2 separate regions of the Homo sapiens genome follow, and region 1 is linked to region 2. The links are chromatin loops, found by intact Hi-C in ENCODE. Cell type or tissue: PC-3. All regions are shown on one strand. Links, peaks and the distances in the headings refer to the core of each region. The heading gives the core; the rest is flanking DNA.

Region 1 (15,332 bases), core at 2,469-10,468, 88 kb before region 2:
ACAACAAAATTTAAAAATAAAGAACTCCATCATTTAAAACTTTTATGCAGCAAAGAACACTGTTAAGAAAGTAAAAAGATAACCCATAAAATGGGAGAAAATATTTGGAAATCATATATCTGATGAGTCTAATATCAAGAATATATATGCTGAGCGTGGTGGCTCACGCCTGTAATCCCAGCACTTTGGGAGGCCAAGGCAGGCGGACCACCTGAGGTCAGGAGTTCAAGACCAGCCTGACCAACATGCTGAAACCTGTCTCTACTAAAAATACAAAAATTATTGGACATTTCTCTAAGGAAGATATACAAATAATGGATAAATAGTGGACATTTCTCTAAGGAAGATATACAAGTAGCCAATAAGCACATGAAAATACGCTCATCCTCATTAGTCATTAGGGAAATGCAAATCAAAACCACAATAAGATACTACTTCCTACCCTTTAGGATGCCTGTAATAATAACTAAACAGCAAAAAACAAAACGATGATGGAAAATAACAAGTGTAAACTAGGATGTGGAGAAACTGAAACCCTTGAACACCACTGATGGGATGGTAAAATGATGCAGTGACTGGAAAACGGTTTGGCAGTCCCTCAAAATTTAAATACAGAATTCCATATGACCCAGCATTTCCATTCTTAGGTACATATCCAAGAATAAAAACATATGCATATGTTCACACAAAAACTTGCCCACAAATGTTCATAGCAGCATGATTCCCAATAGCCAAGAAGCAGAAACAATCCAAATGTCAATCAATTAAAAGAATGTGGTCTATCCATGCAATCAAATATTACTTAGCAAGAAAAAGGAATGAAGTATTGATACAAGTTACGACAGGATTGAACCTTGAAAACGTTATGCCAAGTGAAAGAAACCAACACAAAAGGCCACATACATATGATTTCATTTTCATGAAACATGTAGAACAGGCAAATTCATAGGGACAGAAGCAGATTAGTAGTTGTAAAGCCTAGGGTTGGGGGAACAGAAAGTGACTGCTAAATGAGTATTGGGTTTCTTTTGGGGGTGATGAAAATGTTCTAGAGTTAGATAGTGGTGATGGTTGTACAACACTGGGAATGTACTAAGAGCCACTTAATTATACACGTAAATTTTATGTTGCAAGAATTTTACCTCAACTTTTTTTTAAAGACAGCTCTATATTATACTGATATGGGAGGATCTCTAAGATAGTTCCTATTTATTTCTGCATTGTTATTTTTAGACAGGGTCTTGCCCTGTACCCAGGCTGCAGTACGTGATGCAATGACAGCTCACTGCAGCCTCAACCTTCTGGGCTCAAGCGATCGTCCCATCTCAGCCTCCTGAGAAGCTAACATGCCAATTTTTTTTTTTTTTTTTTTTTTTTTTTTTTTTTTTTTTTTTAGAGACAGGGTCTCGCTATTTTGCCCAGCCTGGTCTTGAATTCCTGATCTCCAGGATATATTGAGGAAAAAAGCAAAGTAAAGAACAGTGTATAGTGTGCTTCTTCTTAAAGGGGGATGGGGAGGTAGAGAAAGAATATATGTACAAGTATTTTTATCTAGCGTATCTTTGCTAAAATATACAAGGAATTGTTACCAGTGGATTGCCTCTGGGGAAGAGAACTTGAAGGCAAAGGCCAGGCGTGAAGAGATTTCCTTTCCAAATAAGCCATCTTGTACAGTTTAAATATTACACTGTGTATATATCACCTTCCCTCCCCACAAAGAAATTAACCTTTTAGAAAGAGTAAATATGTAAATAAAGGGGCCATTATATAATGAAAATATGCTCACAGGAAGGTTGTTGACCCATGCCAGGAGAAAGAAAACACTGGGAATGAGATTCTAGAAGTGTTTATCTAACAGTGACAGATATTGGAGTAATTTTAAAAAATATAATTAGGCATTTCCCAAATACAAGATTATATAAACAGTACAATGCATCATAATAGAAGCTGGAAGGCTGTGTATGTGACAACAGCCTGCTCAATGATAAGCTCCAATCCTCAGGACCCATGGCTCTCCAGGGACAGGAAAACCTGGGCAGCTTCCTCCTCTCACTTCAGATCTCCCCAGTTGGGGGCCTTTGGGCACTGACAGGTAAGGGGGTTCTCTATATTGAAAGGAGCTTTCAAACACCATTTCTATGATTCAAGGAGAAAGAGAGATTGTATAAAATACTCATGGTTATAGTCCAACACCCCATTTTCAACTCTTTTGTCTTGACTCTGAAGATCTTCCAACTGTCCCTAAAAATTTGATGTATTGGTTTAACTCATGGTGATACGGTTTGGATATGTGTCCTCTCCAAATCTCATACTGAAATGTGACCTCCAGTGCTGGAGATGGGGCTTACTGGGAGATATTGGGTCATGGGCACAGACCCCTCATGAATGGGTTGGTGCCATCCCCATGGTAATGAGTCAGTTCTTGCCCTGGTAGTTCCCATGAGATCTGGTTGTTTAAGGAGCCTGGCACCTCACCCCTTCCCTCACCATGTGATGCCTGCTCTCTGTCTTCCGCTATGATTGGAAACTTCCTGAGGCCTCCCCAGAAGCTAAGCAGATGCCAACACCATGCTTTGTGTACAGCCTGCAGGACCGTGAGCCAATCAAACCTCTTTTCTTTGTAAATTACTCAGTCTCAGGTATTTCTTTATAGTAATGCAGGAATGAACTAACAAGTATGGCTTCAAAGTCTCCAGGTACACTTACAGGCATCAGACAAAAAGATGTCCTATCATTGTCTATTACTACCTACAGTCTCCAACACAACCTAAACAAAGCAACTTGTTTCACCCACACTCCCTCAGAGTCGTGATTGTTTTCCACTTCCATCAGATTACCACCAAATCCTCTCTCCTGAGTTTTAAATTCATGACAGAAGCTGCTACTGATTCTGTCTACAATGGCAGAATCTCCCAAAGAAGCCGAGAGTGAGAGCCAGTCCTTCCTGCCCTGTCTTCTTTATTTCTAGAGCTGAAAAAAAAAAAAAACAAACCTGGAAGCCCCACTCAGCAGCAGCTTTTGCAGTCTGTGGCTTAATTTAAGGAAGTATTCCACGAAACCTCTGAAGAGAATCTAAATTTAGATTAAAGTCTTTCACCATCAATGGCAGCTTCTCAGCTAGGGAACCCACATGCAGAGCAGTGTAGTGGGAAAGGGAGAAAAAAAAAAAAACAACTTTAAAATACAGATAAATGTGTCATCATTGAGGGAAGTGAAGCTGGCATTATTTAGCCCAAAAAGATTTGTTTTTTTTTTTTCCCCAACATCTTAATTCTTGATAAAGGGGTGGTATACAAAAACTTTTAGGGAAAGAAACAGTGAAATAAGGAAGATGGATTTTCTTTACAAGATTTCTATTAAGAGAGCAAATAAGCTATTCTGTATAACAGGATGTCTGTAACGATAAAATCGGGCATCAAGATATTGAAATTAACACTGTCTCCAACAGAGTTCTCTAACACTGAGTCAGATGGGAGAGGAAAACCATCTACTTACCAGTTCTGTTTCCCCAACACCCTGCTCTTCCCAAATATGTCAATTTAGACCTTGAATTCTGAGATGGTAAGAGTCAAAGCAAAAAAAAAAAAAAAAAAAAAATAGTGTGAGTTGAGATTAATGACAATTAACAGGGAAATAATGCTATTTTCTATGCATTTTTCTAACCTTGAAGAGTAAAGCTGATCCATTTAAAAGCTAATCTTACCCAATGTTCCATTCCCAAAATAAAATTAAGATATTGTATATAATTTCTAAATTAACACTTAGCAGACCTATCCTCTCTCTCCTCCAAAACAACACCTAGTTTGCAAGCCATATCTATAGACAGATTTCAGCAGATAACTGTGTAAAAGAAAAGAGAGTGATATTTTCTCTGTTCTTTAACACTCGCATCCTCCTCTTCTCCCCGCCCCCAGTCAGCTGGGAAACACTCCCAGATCCTTCCCAAGCTTAGTTTGGAAGTAAAGCTCAGCTTTGATAAACACTCAGCCCAGGAAATGCTTTGGATCGTAGACCACTTAGAATAGTTAGCTTGTCCTTTCCCAAGAGGTCTCTTTTCAAACTCGGTTTGATAGGCGATTTGGCGGTTTTTAAATTTTCACTAAAACCTCTTGGCGCATTGCTGAGAGATAAAATCATAGCAGTCTGGAAACTGTACACATGGTGTAGGGATGCACCACACCCAAGACAAGCTCCTCAAACTCCAGGGGAAAACCATTGTTCCAACGAGCTGCCAACAGGACTCTCTGCAGGAACCAGGGAGCGGCGAGGGGAACAGTCTCCACTGCGCATCACCTTCACTGCGCCATCTTGGTAGCTGCTTGATATAGTCAGCAACAAACGATGCTGGACCCAAGGAAAAGACTACAAGAACCTGTTTTTAGCATTTTGAAATGTTAGGCCGGGCAGGTGGCTCACGCCTGTAATCCCAGCACTTTGGGAGGCTGAGGCTGGTGGATCATCTGAGGTCAAGAGTTCGAGGCCAGCCTGGGCAACATGGTGAAACCCCATCTCTACTAAAAATACAAAATTATCTGGGCATGGTGGCGCATGCCTGTGATCCCAGTTACTCAGGAGGCTGAGGCAGGAGAATCGCTTGAACCCGGGAGGCAGAGGTTGCAGTAAGCCGAGATCGGGCCACCGCACTCCAGCCTGGGCAATAGAGTGAGACTCTGTCTCAAAAAAAAAAAAGAAGAAGAAGAAGAAAAAAAAAGGCCGGGCGCAGTGGCTCACACCTGTAATCTCAGCACTTTGGGAGGCCAAGGCAGGTGGATCACCCAAGGTCAGGAGTTCAAGACCAGCCTGGCCAACATGATGAAACCTCATCTCTACTAAAAAATACAAAATTAGCCAGGTGTGGTGGCGGGCGCCTGTAATCCCAGCTACTTGGGAGGCTGAGGCAGAAGAATTGCTTGAACCTGGGAGGCAGATGTTGCAGTGAGTCAAGATGGCACCATTGCACTCCAGCCTGGGTGACAGAGCGAGATTCCGTGTCAAAAAAAAAAAAAAAAAAAAGTAGTGTCCTTGACCGCACTACTAAAAGGCTCACTCCATAGCACTGACATCAACCATGCCACAGGGCTTTTTTCTTTCTTTCTTTTTTTTTTTTTTTTTTTTTTTTACATAATTAAAATTTCACATCACTTCTCTGTGTCTTTTGGACAACCACTGGTGTTGCACTTGGGAACTGTTCAAAATATCTCGAAGATCAAATAATTGTCTATAGTAGCAAATCCTCTCAACTTGGTTCATGAGTTCAAAGGCTAATGAAGCAGAATCCCAAACGCTGCCTCAAAGTGACAGGCAGGTTCATGAAACTGAACAGAATGTGAAGCCAAGTTCTTTCACCGAGAGAAAATGGTGGCAAGGCCTGAGGACAGAGCCAAACAGAAACACAGGACAGGGCTAGCGTAAACCGAGAATTCCCAAACTTCCGGAATTCACTGAAACTTTTATTTATTTTTTTTTTAGTAAAACTGCAAGAGTGACCTTTCAAAAATATATATGCAATACATAATAATAAGGCAAAGTTTGCTCTGATTTTTAGTAAATAGCCAGTAGCAGTGTAAGCCAAGTTATAAATGGCAATAAAAAAATAAATATTATGGCCAGGGCGTGGTGGCTTACGCCTGTAATTCCAGCACTTTGGGAGGCTGAGAGGATCACTAGAGACCAGGAGTTCGAGACCAGCCTGGGCAACATTGTGAGACCCTGTCTCTATAAAAAATTAAACAATTAGCCGGGCATGGTAGTGCACACCTGTAGTCCCAGCTACTCAGGAGGCCAACGTGGGAGGATCTGCTTGAGCCCAGGAGGTTGAGGCTATAGTGAGCTATGATTGCACCGCTGCACTCTAGCCTGGGTGACAGAGAGAGACTCTGCCTCAAATATTTCAAAATAGATAGATAGATAAATATTAGGTTGGTAAGAGGGGATGGGAATGTGGGGAGAACAAATATTATTTTCCATTTTATATGGTTACTCATCTGTATCATAATAAAGCTTGCATCACTTCCCCTCCATGCCACAGCCCTTGAACTGATCACTTTCTGAGAACGTTGGCTAAACATGAGAGCTCCTAACTGAATGATATAGTAAGAGTTTAATCTAGAGACAAAAAGGAAAAGAACTAGATTTAGAAACAATCTTTACTCCAACTTACAAAGTAAGAAGCCAAATATCTTCCCAAAGCAGTTCAACTTTAGTCCACTTGCAAAATACTCTCAGTGCAGCCTTAGGCAAGTCAGCCCCTAACATGTGCTGGGCAACAGCTGGGTGCCAGGTTACTTCACTTGTTCCTTGCAACAACAACCTGATGGGGTAGGTCTTGTCTGAGGCTTAAAGATGAAGCACATGATTTGGCCAAGGCTACTGGTATGTGGTGGAACTGGGTTGGCTGACTCCATTGCATCTCACCGTCTCAAAAATAGGGACAAGAATACGACCTATCTTGTGAGTTTATCAAGAGGAGGAAATACAACTCATGAAAAGTGCTTGGCCTCATTGCTGCCTGGCAAATAGTAAAGAGCTTCAATAATTGACAAATAGCTTTATTATTATTGTCCAAAGTCACCCCACTAGCAAGCAGCAGAGCTGTACTGGAAATCCAGGTTGGCAGCAGTCTTAAACCCACACTCCAAGTGGTGGTCACCTTAGAATAGTAAGGTATAGCTTACCAGCCTCGCCCAGTTTCCATTTAAAAAGGCCAAAGGGCAGAAGGGGCACTCCAAAGTCCCAATACTGAAGCTTTAATGCTAGCACTTGGCAGAATCTCATTCTAGAATACTTTTGGAGAGACTCCAAGCTTTGGGCATGAAGGCTGCACAGCTCTAGCAAAAGTGATCCAACGGCAGGGAAGGGAAAACGGGACAGGCGCTTCTACAGAATCTGCCTCTCTACCTGAACAGTTCCCTTCTGTGCACTTTAGGTTTGACCTACTTTGCCCACAAAAAGGTTTTAAGCAGTATCTGACTGTAAATGGAAGTAGGTCCAGTGTCAAAAAGGAAAAAAAAAAAAGTCACTACACAAATACTAACTTACCATTGACTGGAGGAGCCACAGTTGGGATCCAACTAGTACTTCTAAGAAGGTTTTAAGAAAGCATGTTACAATAAAGCAGCAAGATACTAAAGCAAGGACATCCAGGGCAGGGCCAACTAAACTTCCCTCTGAATGCCACTGCGCTTTATCAAGACATCCGTCATCATACAAAAATTTAACTTACTTACAGACACTTCTCACCTACTTGGAGTGGTTTTTCAAGGGCCAAATAGAAACCTGACATTAACTTAGTAACCATGTACAGAATGGATAAACAGTATTTACTTCCTCTGGTCTCTACCCTGTTTATTATATCCAGTACTCCACTTGCCAGACAACCTAGAGCATAGTAGTTATTCAATAAAAATTTTCATTCATTCATTCATTCATTCATTCATTCATTCATTCGAGACAGGGTCTTACTCTGTTGTCCAGGCTGGAGTTCAGAAGCACCATCATGGCTCACTGCAGCCTCAAACTCCTGGGTTCAAGAGATCCTCCTGCCTCAGCCTCCCAAGTAGCTGGAACTACAAGCATGCACCACCATGCCTGGCTAATTTTTTGTTTTTGTTTTTTTAAAAGATGGGAGGTTCTCACTATGTTGCCCCAGCTGGTCTTGAGCTCCTGGGTTCAAGCCATCCTCCCACCTTGGCCTCCCACAGTGCTGGGATTACAGGCATGAGCCACTGTGCCCAGCCAATAAATGTTTCTGTTTTTGTTTTTGTTTTAAAGAACCTTTGTAAAGCACTTAGTCTAAACTTTGGGCCCAATAAAGGAGTGCTTATGAAACATCCTAGAAAGACTATCATCCAGCATTTGTGTAAACACAGTAACACACTTTGTGAATGGGGCCTAATCTATTCCCTCATTAGGTGTCGCTCTGTGTCACCAGGTTCCTTCCCAAGTAGCACAACAGCAGTCATCATCACAGCTCACATTACCTATACACTTACCCGTGCACCCTGCTGGCACTTTCCACGGCTAGAAGGTGGCAAAGCCAGGACTGGAACCCAGGCCACTTGCCTCCAGCACCTGGCCCTTAGTTACCATGCTACTCCAGTCCCTGGATCCCATGCTATCCTCAGGGCATGAAAGGAAAAGTCCCTACTTTCTACCCAGCAGGCCTATAAAATTACAATTTATCATCTCATTTCCTGATCCAATCTCCCCGACAACTCACGACTTCTACAGAAGCCAAGTGTCCTCTCTTCCCTCTACCTGCCTGGCACCTCTTCTGTCCGTCTGACCTGCAAAGCAGCCAGACTCATGTCCACTCTGTCTTCGCTTATGCTATTACCACATGGTCTCTCAGCCCACCCAGATCTTTCTAGAGCCAGTTCACATTTGGCCTCCCCAGCAACTAGACTCAGGGGCGCTTTGTATTGTTACTTAACTGTTTCTAGCGAATGTACCATTTCCCTATGGCTGTTAAGTTTCTGGTAGAGACAGTCTTTTTCAATACTCCTCTCTATTGACTGTAGTATTCAATGAGAACAGCGAGCATGTATGGCGTTGGTATTTATCTTCCTTTAGAATGACGAGAAAATTAATATCAAATTCTAATGCAAAAATTATAAGCCTTAATATTAAAGAATCAAGCCTCATTTCAAATAATAAAGTACTTATTTCTTCTTTATACTTTTCAATAAGCATATATTCCTTTTTTTTTTTTTTTAATTATGGGCTGGGCTGGGTGCAGTGGTTCACGCCTGTAATCCCAGCACTTTGGTTGGCTGAGGCAGGCGGATCACGAGGTCAGATGTTCGAGACCAGCCTGGCCAACATGGTGAAACCCTGTCTCTATTAAAAATGTAAAGATCAGCCGGGCGTGGTGGCATGTGCCTGTAGTCCCAGCTACTCGGAGGTTGAGGCAGGAGAATTGCTTGAACCCAGGAGATGGAGGTTGCAGTGAGCTGAGATTGCGCCATTGCACTCCAGCCTGGGCGACAGAGCGAGACGCCATCTCAGAAAAATAAATTTAAAAAAATTAAAAAGTTTAATTAGAAATTATGTATACAGATATTTGCGTGGCAACACATTGGGATAAGATGCATTGATCTGATATTTGTATATTTAAAGTTATTATTCTTTAATTAGATGCTTTTTTGTTCTTAAGCATTTGATCATCTGAACTGGGTTCATTCAAAGTGTTATGAATTTCACAGCTATTAAAAAGAAATCAGCTATATCAAGAGGAGCTGTGTGATGTAGAAACAAATTAACATAACAGAAGTTTATTTCTTGCTCAACTACGTGTTCAGCATAGGTTGGGTCTGAGCAGGGGCCGGGGGGAAGGGCCAGCTTCGGCTTCACGTAATCACTCAGGGATCTAGGCTGATAGAGGCTCCACCACATGACACACAGCTTCTGTGGCAGAGCTGGAGGTTCCTAGTGCTTCAGCCCCGAAGTGGGACAACTCACTTCTCACAGTTTGCTAGCCAGAAGTAGTTACATGGTCCCACCTAACTGCAAGGTCACACGGGAACGTTGACGAGCACAGGGATAGTCATTGCATAGTGAATGTTCCTGCCACGCAGGCAGATCAGGAGGTAAGGAAACAGAGAAATCCCTGATCCGTATGTGCAAAAAGCAAGTATACAACAATGCACACACAATGCTCCCATCTGTGTTAAAAGAAAAAGAGGGAGGGAGTGAGAAAAGGAAGAGGCATTTTAAAAAAATCTCTGGAAGAACACAAGAATACCATGGTAAGAAAAGCTCGGCCGGGCCTGGTGGCTCACGGCTGTAATCCTAGCAGTTTGGAAGGCCGAGATGGGAGGATCACTTGAGGCCAGGAGTTCAAAACCAGCCTGGTCAACATAGCAAGACCCCATCTCTAAAAAAAATTTAAAATAAAATTAAAAAAAAGAACAGCTCTTTCTCTGGAGGCAAGCTGGTTAACAAGGGACAGAGGGGAAAGGAGGCATATTTTTCACAATCACCCTTTTATACCATATGTATGTATTATCTACTTAGAAATACTAACTAAAATAATGTTTAGGCTTTGAGACATGCACTTCAAATTAACAAGTTGGGTTTTTTTCCTGAATAAAGTCCAATTTATTCTAGTATGAGAAACACCAAATCCTTGACTCATACTGCTTGAAATGAAACACTGGGAGTAACTGTGACAAAATCATATCCTTTTGTCAAGTCTTGCTGAGAGATCGTGGACTGGCTTGCGTCTATTCTAAATATAAACAACGCTACTACATAGGCGATACGAAATGTACTTAAATCGATAAACTGTCTCCTTTTGAGAATAATTTTACTTTTATTTCAATTCAGGTTCCATTTTCTAAACCAAAACTCCTTTTCTAAAATAAAAAGGTACTTTTTGTACTGTTCAGATGAACCCTATGCAAAATACAGTAAATAAACCCTCTGGGGTTTCCAAAAAAAAATAATATCGCTGTTTCAGAATGCATTAAGATATGGAATGTACCAGGGTACAGTCTTTTACAAAATTATACTCAACACCCTCAAATAATACTTAAATACATCACATGCCAGATGTGCCAGGAGATAGCCTCTGGGGCTTATGACAAGATGACCGAATGGCTCATCTGTTCTCATGTGGTTGTCTTAAAAGCAGAATCCTGCTGACATTTGGCTGATGAGGTTAAGCCATGAATGACGCAGTCAGTAAACAGGTCAAGTCCCCAAAACGGCTTCCGTAATTCATTTCAATATTAATATCAAAAAGCAAGCCTTTACAAAAAAAACAGGCTTATAATAAATATCCCATTCATAACATTCTAAATACCAGGCTCCTAAGGGAAATGGCATTCTCACAAGGCTATATGCTATCCTTGCAGGTTTTACTTCTAAATTTATGCTAAGCGTATTACATAGCAACTTTTTACTCTACAAGTTGGTCCTTAAATAGCCTGTGACTATCATTCAAGCTCTATAATACCCTGTCCACATTTAAATTTTAGTGGAAAATCAACTACCACGCATTGCTTTCAAATATCAATATTGTACTTTCTAAACTGAATGTGCTGGGTGTATCAAAGGTGTTTACCTAAGCAGGCTTTCTGCCAATAGTTCGTGCTACTCTAAGAGGTTACCGGCACTACCATTTAACCTGCCTTTACCTCCCAAACAGGTTTATTCAAGCAATAGCAACGATGTCCAAAAACATGTCTCATATTTTTTCTAAATCACTGAAGAAAAGTAAATAACCGAAGTTGCCAAGCCAATCTTAGGTGTTATATAATCCATTATTTAAGCCTACAGAATAAATGAGTGATTATTAAATTTCTAGTGTTGCAACACGAGGCCAAATTCAATGTTAAGTTTAGAACAAAAACAAAATTGAAAAGAAACTTTAGATCATACTCTATTATGTTTAAACCAAGACAGATGGTGTATATTTATGAGTATGCAAACAATTCCCAGGACTTCCAAGTCAGAGGCAGCCCTAAAACCATATATCATTGATTTCAAGACACATTTTTTCATATGTTTTGAAATCTTCAAATGAATCACATTTTGCAATATAATTACCTGTGTTTCTTTTTACGTAGTACATAAAACAATGGTATGACTTGCAAGCGGTCATCTTAGATTCATTGAAATAAGACCATGTTACTATTAGCTAACACATATTGAACACATTATGTACCAGACAGTGCATGTGGATTATTTCATTTACTACCCACAACAACACTGAAGTGATTCCAGTTATTTCCCCATTTTTACGTTATGTTATTATTTTAAGATGGTCTCACCCTGTCACCCAGGCTAGAGTGCAGTGGCACAATCACAGCTCATTGTAGCCTCAACCTCTTGAGCTCAAACAATTCTCCCACCTCAGCTCCCAAGTAGCTGGGACTACAGGTGTGCACCACTATGCCCAGCTAATTTTTTTCTATTTTTGTATAGATAGGGTCTTGCTGTGTTGCCCCAGCTGGTCTCAAACTCCTGGGCTCAAGTGATCCTTCCACCTCAACCTCCCCAAATATTGGGATTACGGGTGTGAGCCACTGTACCCAGCCTTCCCCCATTTTTATAGCTAAGGAAACTAAGAAATGATGTCATTTGTGTAAAGGCACAGGCTGGCTCCAGCCGAGCCCTTCATCATTCCACCTTGCTGATTCCACAAACGGAAGAGCTTGGCGGTCTGTGGGATTCAACCATTCCTGGAACACAGGTTCGAACTTCAGCGAAGCATCTTACAAAAACTTTTTTTCTTTTTAAGAATATAGAAGTGAAAATACAGAGCCCCAGATATCAAGAACAGACATTAATTCAAAGAATTTATTATAGGGTAGGGCTGATAATCAACTATCCTATAAAAATCATATTATTGCATAAAAACTAAATTATTTTTCTTTCTACACATCCTGAATTCAATTTACAGATAATCAGCATGTATTTCTCTCTCTTAAAACTGCTCTGTTATCTCTAGAGAAATAATTTAAGAATGTATTCCTATAATCTGTACCTGAATTTTGTTTAAAAATACTCCCAAATAGGCTGGGCATAGTGGCTCACACCTGTAATCCCAGCACTTTGGGAGGCTGAGGCGGGCCAATCAGCTGAGGTCAAGAGTTCAAGGCCAGCCTGGCCAACATGGTGAAACCTATCTCTACTAAAAATACAAAAAATTAGCCAGGCGCAGTGGCACATGCCTGTAGTTCCAGCTACTTGGGAGGCTGAGGCAGGAGAATCACTTGAACCCAGAAGGCAGAGATTGCAGTGAGCTAAGATCACACCACTGCACTCCAGCCTGGGTGACAAAAGTGAAACTCCGTCTCCAAAAAGAAAAACAAAAAGTCCCAAATAACATTATACAACAATCCAGGAACATTCTGCAATACAAATTGACAACAAAATTTATGGGGCTAAGTTCACATATAAAGGTACCACTCCTAACCCTTGGTCAAAAATTCTTGGCACTTTTACCAAATCTTTTGCTTCATACTACCACAAAGAAGGTATACTTCTTTTTCAGAAGTGCATTAAATGGTAGCTGTACCTTCCTTTTACTCAGCATAATGAAGCTAACATTATAAATTTTAAAAGAAAACAATCGGTATCATCTAGTTATTTATTGATTGCCCACCTGGCATCCATATTCCTGTTCCCCCAAACAACCCAAGTCTGTATTGTGGGTGGGACTAACCCCCTGATTAGATTCAAAGATGGAACCTAATTGTCCAACGAGCACATCCCATCATCCCAGCCACAGCGGTTGGTTCAGCAATGAACACTTGACCCAAATTAGGCCAATGAGACAAGAGGATTCAACTCCAGGCCTTCTACCCCAGGACTGAGCTGTTGAAGAAGCAGACTTTTAACTTTTCTGCTGGATTTAAAGCTGCAAGCAAACAGCCATGGAGCTTTTGAGCACAAGGGGAAGAGATGGTCATGAATAGTGCTGAGGTCAAAACACTGAGATATAGAGAGAAACCAGGTCCTTGCTTTGCCATTGGAATGACTTGGGCTTTTCAGTGAAGTCACTAAAATTCTCTCTATTGAGCTAATTTAACCTAGGTTTTCTGCTACTTACATCTGAAGGTATCCTGCTTTTAAACAACAACAACATTAGGAAGTGCGATATTGTACATAAAAGACAGAATTAAAAATGTGGAAATTAGCTGAAGAAAGGAGGCAGGGTGAAAAATCAATGAATACCCTCCTCACCCGGCCTGAGAATTTAACTATCTTTATTATCAGGGAAAGAAACAATCAGACTGTGGTCTGATGCAACCACCAAGACTACAAGGAACACTAAGGGACTTGGTAGGAAAGAATCAAGGAAATGGGTAGGTGGGTGGTTCTTGCCTGTAATCCTAGTACTTTGGGAGACCAAGATGGGAGGATCGCTTGAAGCCAGGAGTTCTGGACAAGCCTGGGCAATATAGTGAGACCCTGTCTCTACAAAAAGTTTAAAAATTAGCTGGGCATGGTGGCTCATGCTGAGGTGGGGATGACTTGAGCCCAGGAGTTTGAGGCTGCAGTGGGCTATGACTGTGCCATTGTACTCCAGCCTGGGCGACAGAACAAGATCCTGTCTCAAAGAAAATGCAGTGAAGAGGGAGGAAAAGAGGCCCTTTCTGCTACAAAATGCAATCTAGGGGAACCAAGAGATAGGATGAAGAAAGAAAGGGAGGGAAGACTTAGCAGGAGATAAGGCTGTGGGGTAGGGTGAGCAAAAGAAGGCTTCCCCAGGTCTCTCCCAAGCACTCAGGTCCAGTATTCACAGCCTGAAAATGGGAAACGTTATTCAAGATGCAACCGCAAAGCTTGGGCAAGGGGCAAATGAATGATGTCTCTCCAGCCCAACCAGTTATCCCCGCCAGCCCTGAGGGAGAGGCTAAGGAAAAGACCTGGAAACCAAAAGCTACAAAGCTGGGCCAAATTCCAGAATTAAAATTTCGGGCTTTGGTTCAAGCCCCTGGAATGGCCCAGAAGCCCAAGATAGAGTAGACTTGCCTTTTAGGGTATCACATAGTCAAAGAAACCCCAAGCCTGGCTGACAACAACCTGTAATTGCTTGATCTCTAATCCCTGCTCATATCAACAAGAAGTGGCTATGAACGCAATGCTGCCTCCAGGAGAGGTGTCCTCCGACGCCCAACTCAGAGGCGACCAGGAGACCCAATAAACAAGGAGGGCATTAATTCTCTCATTCACCAGGTATTTGTGAGCACCAGCAGGTGCCAAGCAGTGTTGAAGGGGATACAGAAGTAAACAGACAGCAAGGACCCTAGCTTCACGGAACTTGACTACCAAGAGCAGAGACAGAAAATAAAAATTGATTGGACATTGGTAGATGGATGATGGGAGAATAACCAAACAAAAATACCATGAAGTGGTGAGTGCTATGAAGACAGCAGAATAGGCTGCCTGATCGTGAGTGAGGGAGGGACTATGAAGGGATGGTCAGGGAGGGTATCCCTGAGGTGATGATATTTATTTAGGCTGAAGGCCTGAATGACAGGAAGAAGCCATTGAGAAGTCAAGAGGAAGAGTATTATAACATCACACAGACACACGGACACACACACACACACACACACACACAGAGGAATAATTCATGCAAAAGCCCTTAAGCAGGATTAAACTCGCCACATTTGAGGACTGGGGTGGAGAATAAGGCAGAACCTGGCACAGAGGCTGCCAGAGAGGAATATGGCAGGATCACAGAGGGAGTTTGATTTTATTCTGAGTAGGGAGCTGCTGGAGGGCTTTAAGGAAGGAAATGACATGATCTGATTTATGCTCTTAAAAGATTTGGGGGTGACAGTTTAGTGGTTGCCAGGGTCCCAGGGACTGGGGAT
Region 2 (15,332 bases), core at 3,868-11,867:
ATAGAGCAAGACCCTGCCTCTACAAATCTCTCTCTCTCTCAATCTCTCTCTCCCCTCCCCGATCTTATGTCAGTTAATGACTCAAACTTTATAGTATTAAGAATCCTGAGGAAATGACCTAACCTTTCTAAATAGCTGAGTTTGGGCTGAAGACATTTCAGGAACAATTATAAAGAAGTCACCATGTATTAGATACTTTTGGTTCTTTAAGCTACTTAATTCTTGCTTGAAAATGGGTCATCAGCCGGGCACCGTGGCTCCCACCTGCAATCTCAGCACTTTGGGACACCAAGGCAGGAGGATTGCTTGAGCTCAGGAGTTCAAGACCAGCCCGGCCAACATAGTGAGACCCTGTCTCTACAAAGAAATAAAAAATTAGCCAGGCATGGTGCTACTTGGGAGGCTGAGGTGGGAGGATCACTTGAGCCTGGGAGGCAGAGGCTGCAGTGAACTATGATCGTGCCACTGCACTCCAGCCTGGATGACAGAGCAAGACCGTGTATCAAATAATAATAAAAGGAAAAAATTTAAAAGGGTCATGGTGGCATTATATGGCAAGGTAGGAACACATTTGGGAATCATTGAGCCCATCATACTGTTGCCCCATCGCTAGGCAGTTCCTGCCTGTAAAAACTTTTGTACCTTTCTCTCTTCTCTTTGGCAGGCCCTTCCTGTTGCTGTGAAGACTCAATTCCTTCGTTCTCACTGATTTCCTTTAATTTTCAGTGGTCCTAGAAGCCGGACAGCTTCATTGTTGGAATAGGTTACTGTAAGAGTGATTTGGTTCCTGGGCCAGGCACGGTGGCTCATGCCTGTAATCCCAGCACTTTGGGAGGCCGAGGCAGGGGGATCATGAGGTCAGAAGATCGAGACCATCCTGGCCAACATGTTGAAACCCCATCTCTACCAAAATGCAAAAAAAAAAATTAGCCGGGCATGGTGGTACACACCATGGTAGGCTGAGGCAGGAGAATTGCTTGAACCCAGGAGGCAGAGGTTGCAGTGAGCCAAGATCACGCCATTGCACTCCAGCCTGGTGACAGAGCAAGACTCCATCTCAAAAAAAAAAAAAAAAAAAAAAAAAGTGATTTTGTTCCTGATGGTGGCCTAACCAGGCTGCTGTGACCCTGTGCTTCCCTCGTTCTCCTAATCAGGCTTCTGGATTCCCAAGGTGGAGCTAAACTTATACGATGCCAGTCAAGATACAGAGATGGGGGGCTGGGAGCAGTGGCTCATGCCAGTAATCCCAGCACTTTGGGAGGCCAAGACAGGCAGATCACTTGAGGCCAGGAGTTTGAGACCAGCCTGGCCAACATGGCAAAACCCTGTCTCCACTAAAAATACAAAAAATTAGCCAGGCGTAATTGTGCACACCTGTAATCCCAGCTACTTGGGAGGCTGAGGCAGGAGAATCGCTTGAACCTGGGAGGCAGAGGTTGCAGTGAGCCAAGATCACACTGCTGCACTCCAGCCTGGACTATGAAGCAAGTCTTCATCTCAAAAATAAAAAGATACAGAGATGGAGGACAGAGCTTGCAACACAAAACTATGTGACCAAAGAAGCCGAGTGAATGTTAGAATCCATATACACAGCACACACCCCCCGTCCCCAGCCCTTGGGCTCAACCTGGAAGCAAGAACAGCCTGGACTTCTCAGTTCCAAGTCCTATTTCTACAAGGCATGCCTGTTGGCCATACCTATATGCTAACGTTTTAGCTCCTTGGTAAGCCTCATTGACGTGAGCAGCTGTAAACACCTGTATACTGGCCCTTGAGGAAGCAATCCAGCTCCTCGGAGATAAATAGCAGCCTGGTTTTTTATTTTTTTCAGACGAAGTCTCACACTGTCGCCTGGATGGAGTGCAGTGGCACAATCTCGACTCACTGCAACCTCCACCTCCCAGGTTCAAGCAGTTCTCCTGCTTCAGCCTCCCAAGTAGCTGGGATTACAGGCCCCCGCCACCATGCACATCTAATTTTTTGTATTCTTAGTACAGACAGGGTTTCACCATGTTGGCCAGGCTGGTCTCGAACTCCTGACCTCAAGTGATCACTTTGGCCTCCCAAAGTGCTGGAATTACAGGTGTGAGCCATCATGCCCAGCCCAGCCTGGTTTTTTATTTGGTTTTGTTTTAGAGACAGGGTCTGGCTCTGTCACCCAGATTGGAGTGCAGTGGCACAATCACAGTTCACTGCAGCCTTGAACTCCTGGGCTCAAGCAATCCTCCTGCCTCAGCCACCAGAGTATCTGAGACTACAGGCACACACCACCACACCTGGCCGATTTTTTGTTTTTGTAGAGTTGGAGGTCTTGGTATGTTACCCAGGCTGGTCTAGAACTCCTATCTTCAAGCGATCCTCCCACCTTGGCCTCCCCCAAAGTACTGGGAACACAGGCATGAGCTACCATGCCCAGCTAAGCAGCCCTGTTTTATGGATGAAGAAACTGGGGTTCTGAAATTAAATAATTGCAAGATTCCACGGAAACTTTGATTTGATTCCACAGTTGTCTGGCTCCTAAGTCCACATGCTTTTGTCTTCTCCACCTTTAATATTTTATGATGAAAATAGCAAACATACAGAAAAGTTGGAAGGATAATTCAGGGAAACACCTAGTCATCTATCTAAAGAATCTTTTGCTATATTTGCCTTTTCAACCCATCTCTCCACCACCTCCCTGCCCCCCGCTATTTTTTTTTTGAGATGGAGTTTCTCTCTTGTCGCCCAGGCTGGAGTGCAGTGGCCTGATCTCAGCTCACTGCAACCTCTGCCTCCCAGGTTCAAGCAATTCTCCTGCCTCAGCCTCCCAAGTAGCTGGGATTACAAGTACAAGCCACCACACCCAGGTCATTTTTGTATTTTTAGTAGAGACGGGGTTACACCATGTTGGCCAGGATCGTCTTAACCTCCTGACCTTGTGATCTGCCCGTCTCAGCCTCTCAAAGTGTTGGGATTACAGGCATGAGCCACCGCGCCTGGTCTCTTCACCCCGCTTTTTATGCAGATTGCACTGGTCCCCAATAGAAGCAGGTGGGTGCTTCATACTCACAGACACATCTTTGCCTCGGTACTTAAATTTTCTCCGCCTCTCTTCTGGAGCATCTAAGGTCGGCATATTGACTGGAAGTAGTAAGTTACCTGCAGGTTGGACAGCAACAAAGAAATTTTCAGTGCCCATTGTGTGGGTTATTATGTCAGTATCATAAGGCTCTAACCCTTAAAGGGCTCACAGTGGAGCAAAGGGCAGACCCAGGAAGCTAGCTTTTTTTTTTTTTTTTTTTTTTTTTTTTTTTTTTTTTTTTGAGACAGAGTCTCGCTCTGTTGCCCAGACTTGAGTGCAGTGGGGGGATATCAGTTCACTGCAACCTCCGCCTCCCGGGTTCAAGTGGTTCTCCTGCCTCAGCCTCCCAGGTAGCTGGGACTATAGGCGCCTGCCACCACGCCCGGCTAATTTTTGTCTTTTTAGTAGAGACGGGGTTTCACCACGTTGGCCAGGCTGGTCTTGAACTCCTGACCTTGTGATCCGCCCACCTCGGCCTCCCAAAGTGCTGGGATTACAGGCATGAGCCACCGCTCCCAGCCAGCATTTTTTATTTTTTGGGACCAGAGAAGCTGAGTGAGAGTTAGAACCCATATACACAGCACAGACTCCCCGTCCCCAACCCTTGGGCTCAACCTGGCAGCAAGAACAACAGTCTGGACTTCTCAGCTCCATGTCCTATTTCTGCAAGACCTGCTTGTTGGCATCAGAGTCTCACTCTGTCACCCGGGCTGGAGTGCATTGGCACAATCACGGCTCACTGCAACCTTGACCTCCTGGACTCAAGTGATTCACCCACCTCAGCCTCTTGAGTAGCTGGGACTACAGGCATGAGCCACCACACATGACTCACTTTTTATTTATTTTATTTATTTATTTTTTGAGACAGAGTCTCACTCTGTCACCCAGGCTGGAGTGCGGTGGCGCAATCTTGGCTCACTGCAAGCTCCGCCTCCCGGGTTCACGCCATTCTCCTACCTCAGCCTCCCGAGTAGCTGGGACTACAGGCACCTGCCACCACGCTCAGCAAATTTTTTTGTATTTTTAGTAGAGACGGGGTTTCACCGTGTTAGCCAGGATGGTCTCTATCTCCTGACCTCGTGATCCACCCACCTCGGCCTCCCAAAGTGCTGGGATTACAGGCGTGAGCCACCGTGCCCGGCCACACCTGGCTTATTTTTGGTTTTGTTTGTTTTTGTAGAGTCGGCTTTTCACCACGTTGGCCAGGCTGGTCTTGAACTCCTGACCTTGTGATCCACCCACCTCAGCCTCCCAAAGTGCTGGGATTACAGGCATGAACCTGAAGTCAGCTTCTATAAGCATCACCACACCAGCTCAGTAGGCTGTGAACACTGTGGGAGCACCAAGACCACCAATGCTGGGCATAGCAGTAAAGGAAAGCTTTTAAAAGTGCTTTGGCTTCAACTGGGTCCTCAAATGAGGCAGATGGGCTGGTTGTCATATATAGAAGCCTTTCATGCCAGGTGCAGTGGCTCACACCTATAATCCCAGCACTTTGGAAGGCTGAGGCAGATGGATCACTTGAGGCCAGGAGTTCGAGATCAGCCTGGGCAACATGGGGAAACCCCATCTCTACTAGAAATACAAAAATTAGTCAGGCATGGTGGCGGACACCTATAATTCCAGCTATTTGGGAGGCTGAAGCAGGAGGATCACTTGAATCCGGGAGGCGGAGGTTGCAGTGAGCTGAGATTGCGCCACTGTACTCGAGCCTGGGCAACAGAGTAAGATTCCGTCTCAAAAAGAAAAAGAAAAGAAGGCTTTCACACGGTGTGTCTGAGGAGTTATAAATCAGGCATATGTACAGGGTGGTGAGGAGACCCGCCAAGGCTGCAACAGGAAAACCCCACACCCAATGCACCAGCACATGGGGTCAGGACAGTCTCAAGCACAAGTCACTGAGAATCCTTCAGTAGACTGCCTCCACCCCAGTCCAGACCACTATCACCTCTTACCCACACTACTGCAGTTGCCTTCCAGCTGGTCTCCCTGCTTCTCCCATTGCCTTATTCCAATCTGTTCTTTGCACAGAGTACATGTGATTGTGGATCACCTGAGGTCAGGAGTTCGAGACCAGCCAGACCAACATGGCGAAACCCTGTCTCTACTAAAAGTACAAAATTAGCCAGGCGTAGTGGCAGGCACCTGTAGTCCCAGCTACTCAGGAGGCTGAGACAGGAGAATCGCTTGAACCCAGGGGGCGGAGGTTGCCGTGAGCCAAGATCGCACCACTACACTCCAGCCTGGGCAACAGAGCGAGACTCCAACTCAAAAAAAAAAAAAAAAAAAAAAAAAAAAGAAAAAAATCTGATTAGTCAGGCACAGTGGCTCATGCCTGTAATCTCAACAACTTGAGAGGTTAAGGTGGAGACTTGCTTAAGGCCAGGTGTTCAAGACCAGCTTGGGCAACAAAGCAAGACCCCCGTCTCTACAAAAAATATAAAAATAAGCTGGGCATGGTGGCACATACCTGTAGTCCCAGCTACTTGAGGCTGAGGTGGGAGGATTTCTGGAGCCCAGGAAGTCAAGGCTGCAGTGAGCCACGATTGCACCACTGCACTCCAGCCTGGACAGCAGAGCCAGACCCTGTCTCCAAAACAAACAAACAAAAAAAAGAAAAAATCAAGGAGAATCTGATCTAACTCTCCTGCTTAAAAAAACTCTCCTGGCTACCCAATGAGTTTAGAAGAAAATTCACTTTCTGCACTGGCCCCAGCCCACTTCACCTCCAACAACTCTTTCCTTGATCATTGTGTTCTAGACCCCTGGGCTTCATTATCAAGTGTTCCAGGTTCATTGTACTCGGGCCTTTGAAGTAGCTGCTCTGCCCAGGATCTCTGCACACTTGGCTCCTCTTCATTCAGTCTCTGCTTAAACATCTCTGAAAGCCCTTTTAACTGTCTTCCCAGTCTTATTTTCTTCTCAGCTTTAACCACTGCCTGATATTTTCTTGTTTGTCCAACTTCCTCTCCTCCTACTCCCCATGGTAACAGTACTGTGTCTTAGGCAGGGATTTCTTACCTCTTTCACAACACATGACAAAGTAGGTACTCAAATATTTGTCAAGGGAGGGTACTGTGTGATACGAGACAGGGAGTTGGCCCTCAGTTAGAGGTGGTTATTCAAATCAGGCCAAGTTTGAACTTTTTTTAAATTGGAGGGAGTTTGCTTTTGTGTTTTTGTTTTGCTTTTGAGACAGTCTTGCTCCGTTGCCCAGGCTGGAGTGCAATAAATAGTGTAATCATGGCTTACTGCAGCCTCAACCTCTTGAGCTCAAGTGATCCTCCTGCCTCAGCCTCCTGAGCAGCTAGGACTACAGGCACAAGTCACCAAGGCTGGCTAATTTGTATTTTTTGTAGAGATGGGATCTCACTATGTTGCCCAGGCTGGTTTCAAACCCCTGGGCTAAAGCAATCCTCCCCCTCAGCCTCCCAAAGCATTGGGATTAGAGGCATGAGCCACTGCACCTGGCCCCAACTTTGAATGTTCACAAGGCAGCAGGGAATATTTCTTACAGGTATGTAATATTCATCTGTTTCTGACCATACGAGATGGTCCAGACTACATTATAGAAAAGAGAAAATTGGATAAAGAAAGTCAACTGACTCTTGTCTTCAGTGAATAGCAGCCAAGAATAGTTTTGGTAGAAAAGACTAATTCAGACATATCAATTTGAAAGGGGCAGTGCAGACAACTTGGAGATTTGCATCAGAGAATTTAGAGCTGGCTGGGCACAGTGGCTCATGCCTATAATCCCATCACTTTGGGAGGCCAAGACGGGTGGATCACCTGAGGTCAGGAGTTCGAGACCAACCTGGCCAACATGGCAAAACCCTGTCTCTACTAAAAATACAAAGATTAGCCAGGTGTGGTGGCACATGTGCCTGTAATCCCAACTACTTGAGAGGCCGAGGCAGGAGAATCGCTTGAATCTGGGAGGCAGAGGTTGCAGTGAGCCTAGATCAAGCCACTACACTCCAGCCTGGGCAACAGAGTGAGACTCTGTCTCAAAAAAAGTAATTTAGGGCCAAGACTGATGTTGTAAGAAGAGAGACAAGCTCTATGCAAGATCAGAACAAGGATCGAGTCTTGAGGATGCTCACATTAGGGCCTGAGAGAATGAAGAATTAGCAAAGAACCAGGACAAAGGAGGGAGTTGGAGATAGAACAACAGAGTTAGTATCAGAGGCACTGCTGGCAACAGTAGTCACTGCGCCAGGGACAAGTCCCTAAAATCAAGCTCCAGCCACCCACAGCAAGACAGGAGCTACAGGAGAGCATGTCAGCTGAGCCTCAGAGCAGAGGAAACCAACAGCCCACACCATCCCTCTGGGTTTCAGATCCTGGTGGCTCTGCCTGCTTTAAAGCATTAGTTTCCTCCACAGCCTGGGAAAGAATAGCCTATATACCTTGTCTGCAAATCTGATCCTGGGAAATGCAAATTAGTTCCTGGAATTGACCAATCTCTCCCACTCTCCGATCTCAAAGCCAGAGAGGTGGAGGGTGACACCTGGTTTAAACATTCACGAAGCTCTCAATCATTGTGAGTCATGTTGACCTCCTCCCCAACCAATGTGGACAAAGGGACCTCAGTGAATCCAGAGTCCTTTGGTTGCTGCCCAGGGAGCCCTCACACAAGTTGGCTTAAGACTATCTCAGGCTTTAGATTTCTTCAATACAACTTCAAGCTCGAGGTAGCTTTACTCCTAGCAACACATCAGAACTCAGTATACCTGGGAAGGGAAGAGAACAACATTGCAAGACAGCCTCAGCACTGGGAGATCAGGCTAGGAAACACTGGTGTCCGATCCACATGTGTCCTTTTTTTTTTTTTTTTTTTTTTTTTTTTGAGACAGAGTTTCATTCTTGTAGCCCAGGCTGGAGTGCAGTGGTGCGATCTCAGCTCACTGCAACCTCCACCTCTCGGTTCAAGCAATTCTCCTGCCTCAGCCTCCCACGTAGCTGGGATTACAGGCACCTGCCACCACGCCCAGCTAATTTTTGTATTTTTTTTCTTTTTTTGGTAGAGATGGGGTTTCATCATATTGCTGAGCTGGTCTCAAACTCCTGACCTCAGGTGGCCCACCCGCCTCGGTCCCCCAAAGTGCTGGGATTACAGGAGTGAGCCACCATGCATGGCTTACTTTTAAGTAATCTCAAATTCTGCCCCATAAGGAAGCGTTGCTTTTTAAGACTAAATTGGCCAGGCACAGTGGCTCACACCTATAGTCTCAACGCTTTGGGAGGCCAAGGCAGAAGCTTGAGGCAGGAGTTTGAGACCAGCCTCAGCAAAATGGTGAGACCCTATCTCTACCAAAAAAGATTAAAAAAATTAAAAATTAATCCGGCATCGTGATGGGCACCTATAGTCCCAGATACTCGGTGGGAGGATCGCCTGAGCCCCAGAAATCAAGGCTGCAGTGAGCCATGATTGTGCCACTGCACTCCAGCATGGGTGACAGAGACCCTGTCTCAAAAAGAAAAGAAAAAAAGAAAAGAAAAAATCATTGCTATTGATCACAGTATCCTTTTAACATCTTGAAAACTAGATTCCTAGTCACCAGAATAACCAATGTCAAGAGGATCATCAGTTGAACCAAAATTTGGGTTTAAATGAGATTCTATTTCTAGGTCTCCAAGAGTTGAGACATAGGGCATTTATAAGTCTGGAGTAGACAAGAATTATGGGCCTATTTAAGGAGCAATGGCCAAAAGGGATTTTTTTTTTTTTTTGAGACAGAGTCTCACTCTGTTGCCAGGCTGGAGTGCAGTGGGTCGATCCCAGCTCACTGCAACCTCCGCCTCCCGGGTTCAAGTGATTCTCCTGTCTCAGCCTCCCAAGTAGCTGGAACTAAAGGCTCACACCACCACACCCCCCAGCTAACTTTTGTATTTTTAGTAGAGACGGGGTTTTGCCATGTTGGCCAGGATGGTCTCAAACTCTTGACCTCATGATCCACCGTCTTGGCCTCCCAAAGTGCTAGGATTACATGTGTGAGCCACTGCACCTGGCCTTTTAAAAAAAAAAAAAAAAAAAAAAAAAAAGAGAGAGAGACAGAGTCTCATTGTTGCCCAGGCTGAAGTGCAGCGGAGCAATCATAACTCACTGCAGCCTTGACCTCCTGGGCTCAAATGATCCTCCCACCTCAGCTTCCTGAGTAGCTGGGACCACAGGAACAAGCTACCACACTTCACTAATTTTTTAAATTTTTTGTAGAGATGGGGTCTTACTCTGTCACCCAGGTTGGGGTGCAGTGATACAATCATAGCTCACTGCAGCCTCAAACTACTGGGCTCAAGCAATCCTCTCACCTCAGCCCCCCAAGTAGCTGGGACTACAGATATGCACCACCATACTCAGCTAATGTTTTCATTTTTCAGAGATGCGGTCTTGCTGTGTTGCCCACGCTGTTCTTGAACTCCTGACCTCAAGTGATCCTCCTGCCTCCACCTCTCAAATCACTGGAATTATGCACATGAGCCACTGCACCTGGCCCAAAACATTTATTATGTGCCCAGAATTTTAGACATTTAGGATTAAATGAAGTTTCATCTAATACTAAGGTAAAAATATCCCCATTTTGCAGGTGAAGGAGCCATCTCAGACATCATTTCCCAAAGTTCCCATAACTGTGAAGTATCAGAACCAGGACATCAGATTTGACTCCTGCGTCCAAGCTTTGCAGCCAATAATCTGTAACAAGGTCTAATTAGGAAAGCATGAGATCACCACCATGGCCAGTGCAGTGGCTCACACCTGTAATCCCAGCACCTTGGGAGGCCAAGGTGGGCAGATCCTCTGAGGTCAGGAGTTTGAGATCATCCTTGGCCAATGTGGCAAAACCCCGTCTCTACTAAAAATATACAAAAAAAAAAAAAAATTAGCCAGGGATGGTGGCATGTGCCTGTAGTCCAAGCTACTTGGGAGGCTGAGGCAGGAGAATCACTTGAAACTGGGAGGCAGAGGTTACAGTGAGCTGAGATCGCACCACTGCACTCCAGTCTGGGTGACAGAGCAAGACCCTATCTCAAAAAAAAACAAAAAACAAAAACAAAAACAAAAAAACTAGCCAGTTGTGGTGGTGTGCACCTGTAGTCCCAGCTACTTGGGAGGCTGAGGAGGGAGAATCGCTTGAGCCCAGGAGGTGGAGGCTGCAGTGAGCAGAGATCACGCCACTGCAATCCAGCCTGGATAACAAAGAGAGACCCTGTTTCAAAGGAAAGAGGGGAGGGGAGGTAGGGAAGGGGAGGGGAGGTAGGGGAGGGGAGGGGAGGTAGGGGAGGGGAGGGGAGGTAGGGGAGGGGAGGGGAGGTAGGGGAGGGGAGGGGAGGTAGGGGAGGGGAGGGGAGGGAGGGAAGGCAGGCCACCACTATGGGTGGCACTTAACACATGGGGTGAGATGTTAGAAAGGAGGAAAGCCCATTTCATGCAACAGAAACAATAGAGGCCACTTCTGAAATACCTGCTCTAGCTGCCACCTTGTTGCTACGCTTCACATGTTGCCAATGGCACAATTATCTCAGTTAATGAGACTGAGCATGCATGAGGAAGAGGCCAGTTTGGTACAAGGGGCTGCAATCCTGCCTCTGGGAAAACCCAAGACAGCACTCAGCTCTAAGACCATTGCCAAGGGAACTGCTCATCCTTCTGCCACAACCTGGAAGCCATGGCTATTAGAAACTCGGCGCGGTGGCTCATGCCTGTAATTCCAGCACTTTGGGAGGCTGAGGTGGGTGGATCACAAGGTCAGGAGTTCGAGACCAGCTTGGTCAACATGGTGAAACCCCGTCTCTACTAAAAATACAAAAATTAGCTGGGCGTGGTGGTGGGCGCCTGTAATCTCAGCTACTCGGGAGGCTGAGGCACTGGAATCGCTTGAACCCGGGAGGCAGAGGTTGCAGTGAGCTGAGATGGTGCCACTGCACTCCAGCCTGGGCAACAGAGCGAGACTGTCTCAAAAAAAAAAAAAAAAAAAAAAAAAAAGGCATTTGCCACCTTCCTTCAAACCAAATATCACAGGAAATGGCTTGAAGCCGAGAAAGCTCAGCTGCAGATGAGACAGGGTCCTCCCCACTCCTTGAGGTATCTTTAGGGAGAGGGTTGAAGGTTATAGAGCTAGCAGATCACTTCGTGTAGGGACATTCTGCAAACCCAGCGGCAGAGCAGATCCCTGTTGCTTCTCCAGGCTTCTCTGGTCACAGCTCGGATTCCGCTTCTTTCCCTTCACATGGCTGTTGGCAGCGACCAGGAGAGCTGGGTGCCCTGTCGTTCTTTACTTAAGAAAGTGTTGACAGCCAGGCAGAGGCTCATGCCCGTAATCCCAGCAGTTTGGGAGGATTATTTGAGACCAGGAGTTCAAGACTTGGGGCAACACAGTGAGACCCCATCTCTACAAATAAATGAAAAAAATATATAGCCAGGTGGTTGCTGTACAACTGCAGTCCCAGCTACTCAGGAGGCTAAGGCAGGAGGATCACTTGAGCCCAGTAGGTTGAGGCTGCAGCAGCGAGTTATGATTGCACCACTACGCTCCAGCCTAGGCAAGAGATCCCTTCTCTAATTAAAAAAAAAAAAAAAAGAAAAGCACTGAGTTATACACAGTCCAAGTCAGTACCCTGCCCCTTTTTGTTTTGAGATAGGTCTTACTCCCACCATCCAGGCTGGAGTGCAGTGGCACAATCACAGCTCACTACAGCCTCGACTTTCTGGGCTCAGATGACCTCTCACCTCAGCCTCCCAAAGGAGCTGGGGCTACAGGCACACACCACCACACCCAGCTAAGTTTTTTGCATTTTAGAAAGACAGGTGTCTTGCTACATTGCCCAGGCTTGTCTCGAAGTCCTGGGCTCAAGTGATCCTCCCACTTCAGCCTCCCAAAGTGCTTGGATTACAGATATGAGCCACTGCACCTGGCCCAAGTCAGTACCTTTGTTCATTGGTTCTTCAAGTTTGAGATCCCAAGAAAGCCGAACTAGTGATTAAGACAAATGTCATCCACCTAGGGGTTTTATTTATCCCTGGGGTCTCAGGCCAGCTCAGCTGCTCCCTATACACTGTAAGACCCCTGCCCTGTGTGACAGGTACCAGAGGCCCTGCCAAGGAACCCTACCATGCCCAAGGTCCCCTAGGCTCCCAAGCTTCTTACCAACACCCTCTTTTTTTTTGTGAGATGGAGTCTGGCTCTGTCGCCCAGGCTAGAATGCAGTGGCGTGATCTCAGCTCACTGCAACCTCCACCTTCCAGATTCAAGCAATTCTCCTGCCTCAGCCCCCTGAGTAGCTGGGATTACGGGCATGCGCCACCATGCCTAGCTAATTTTTGTATTTTTAGTGAAGACAGGGTTTCACCATGTTGGCCAGGCTGGTCTCGAACTCCTGACCTCAGGTGATCCGCCCGCCTTGGCCTCCCAAAGTGCTGGGATTACAGGCATGAGCCACCATGCCCAGCCACCTCTTACCCTTTCAATCCTTCTGAGTAAGGGACCATTATGGACTTCCAGGTCTTATTAACGGTATTGAGTCGCTTCCTCTGGTTGGGGCATTTCAGGCCATTTTTGAGCTTTCTATACTTTTCTAGATCTAGCTGAGTTTTTCCTGTGAGCAACTTTCATGAACTGAGAACCATTTTAAATTAAGACATGTCATCATCCAAGAGTTGGCTTCTACAAAATAGCATTTTTTGGATTTCAAAGTAACACATAGTGAGGGCTTAAAGGATATAAATACTTCAGAAATATATTGAACGTTAGCTTCCAATAACCCCACTCCTCCACCAAGTTAACCTTTAAAAACTCACCACCCTCTGTGTGCCCAGCCCGGCTGCAGCTGCACAGGCACTGACATGGTAATTCGAGGAGGGGATCTTGAACATGCCATTTTGTGACATGTGTTTCTTTCATCTGTACCTTGGACATCATTTGATATCTGTATGTTCAGATCTGCATCACTACCAGCCAGTTCTTCAAAGTAGGGTTTGTTTAAGCTAAAAACACATGTTGGATTCGAGCTAGCGAGTCAATGAGACTTATCTGCCAGGAAGGAGGGGTTCAGGGATCCCAGCAGCCTCTGCCTCAATGCCCCAAGATGCATTGGTCCACAAGCTGAGGCTAGCTGGGGTTGGGGGTGGAGAGGGAAGGTAAAGTGTCCAGGGACAGGAGAGGACAGCCAGGGAGGAGAAAAGGCCCAGGAACGGGGACTCCACCTTGCCTTTTTTTTTTTTTTTTTTTTTTTTTTTTTGAGACAGAGTCTTGCTCTGTCACCCAGGCTGGAGTGTAGTGGTGCTATCTCGGCTCACTGCAGCCTCCGCCTCCTGGGTTGAAGCAATTCTCCTCCCTCAGCCTCCCAAATAGCTGGGATTACAGTCACACACCACCACACCCAGCTAATTTTTGTATTTTTACTAGAGACAGAGTTTCATCATGTTGGCCAGACTGGTCTGGAACTCCTGGCCTCAAGCAACCCACGCACCTCGGCCTCCCAAAGTGCTGGGATTACAGGCGTGAGCCTCCATGCCCGGCCCCACCTCGCCACTCTTTAGCTTTCTGAGGGGCTTTACCAACATGAATGAGACGCACCTGGGGATTCCAGACTTCAGTTTCAATGCTGAGAAAGAGGGGCCAGAGGGGCTGCAGGCCATGCCCAGGTTGAAGTGATCTCGGCTCACTGCAGCCTCAAACTCCCTGGCTCAGGCAATCCTCCTGCCTCAGCCTCCCGAGTAGCCAGGACCACAGGCATGCACCATCACACCTGGCTAATTTTTTTATTTTTTGGTAGAGACTGGGCCTCGCTATGTTGCCTACTCTGGTCTCAAGTGATCCTCTCCCTTCAGCCTCCTGAGTAGCTAGGACTACAGGTGCACACTGCCATACCTGGCTGATTTTTTCAAATTTTTTTTTCTTTTTTTTGTAGAAACAGGGTCTTTGTTGCCCAGGCTGGTCTCAAACTCCTGTTCACAAGAAGGAGGCAAGAGACCAGGCCCTCTACCTGTGAAAGATATAAAAGCAAGCTTCCTGAGAGGGGGCTGAATCGGGAACAAGTCCCACAGGTGACAACATCCCGGGGAGTACTTCAGGAAGGAGGGGCACATGGCAAGGCCGAGGACATGGGAGTCACAGCCCACTATGTGGTTAGACTCACTCCAGACACCCCGCAAGCCCGCGTCTGGGCTCTGCAGAGTAAACAGACCCCTGCACCTACCACTTCCTCCTTATCCACCCTCAAAAACAAGCCAAAGACGACCTAGCACAGTGTCTCTAAAGACACTGGCTGATTTCAACAGAGACAACAGCCTAGGCCTTCTCCAAGCTGCCCCCATGGGCAGGCAGATCTGCTTCAGAAAGGGCCCCCAGAGGCACCTCCGTGGTGGAGAGCAAGGACACAGCAGCCTCCTCAGGGCCCCCAAACAGCTGCCTGGCTCATTACCCGTACAAGAGCAAGATATCTGATCAGCCAATACCCAGACAGAAGGACTCAGCCACGTCTGGAGCCGGGGCTCGTGCACACATTCGCACTTTCTCACACAGGGACAAGCCACCAACCACTCACCTGGCCAGGAGCCGCAGCCTCCAGCCCCTTGGTCAGCCTTAAATGCCCTCAGCTGATGGCAGGTGTTTCGCAGCCCTTGGCCCCACCTCACAGGGCTGATTCTACCCCCACGCCGATGGTTCTTATGCGTGAACGCAGATTGGAATCACTTGGGGAGTTTTGAGCCCGCCCCGGGCAAGAGGCTGATTGAGTTGGTCAGGGAGGCTGAGGGGCGAGGCCCGGGTCTCCCAGGTGAGTCTCATGTTCAGAACCTTCAGCCTCTGCAGCTGTAGCATTTTGAGGCCCTTGAGTAAACCATCAAAAGGTGAAGTGGGGTGAGGGTTGAGGGGAATTCCTTCTAGGGAAGGGTTTGCATTCTGGACGTTTAAGGCTCCTAGGATCTAGCTAGGTTGAGTGGCCTCTTCCTAAACTTGCACAGAAGGCTTAAAAGCTGCTGTTGAATTAATTAGCGTTTACTCCCAAGGCAGGCAATAAGATTTGATGGAGGTGAGAATAGATCTGCTTCATACTGGAATGAAAATAAGAACATTTCAGGTATTGATTCTGCAAATATTTAGACTGCCTACTCTAATCTTCATGTGCCACGCCCTGACAAAGCAGCAGTGAATGAATGACCTGGTCCCTGCCCTCCCAGCAAAGTGGAAACCAGACGGCAATTGTAGTCTGGTGCAGTGGCTCACGCCTGTAATCCCAACACTTTGGGAAACCAAGGCAGGAGGATTGCTTG

Evidence for each region. Peaks named below come from ENCODE experiments on the same cell type or tissue, not always from the same donor. Only the 100,000 strongest peaks of a DNase experiment are listed, where the experiment ranks them.
Region 1: a loop joins it to region 2, with 5 times the contacts of the local background. A loop is called at or near these places in 2 of 110 quality-filtered maps.

The regions. Positions count from the first base shown.
Region 1 is chr7:99,117,651-99,132,982 of GRCh38, forward strand. The region is part of intron 1 of SMURF1 (SMAD specific E3 ubiquitin protein ligase 1); the gene reads right to left. Among named protein-coding and RNA genes, the nearest start is that of SMURF1, 19 kb to the right of the region's middle. In PC-3, for the core only: no CTCF peak of the experiment used is centred there; DNase peaks (open chromatin) are centred at 6,001 and 7,201; H3K4me3 peaks cover 1,175 bases; H3K27ac peaks cover 3,419 bases.
Region 2 is chr7:99,204,352-99,219,683 of GRCh38, forward strand. It overlaps KPNA7 (karyopherin subunit alpha 7), which reads right to left and starts at 3,764. Exons shown (of 11, transcript NM_001145715.3): 1 at 3,677-3,764; 2 at 3,050-3,138. The coding sequence starts at 3,115. RefSeq lists a silencer at 8,935-9,229 and an enhancer at 8,935-9,229. In PC-3, for the core only: no CTCF peak of the experiment used is centred there; DNase peaks (open chromatin) are centred at 6,110 and 7,560; H3K4me3 peaks cover 643 bases; H3K27ac peaks cover 4,784 bases.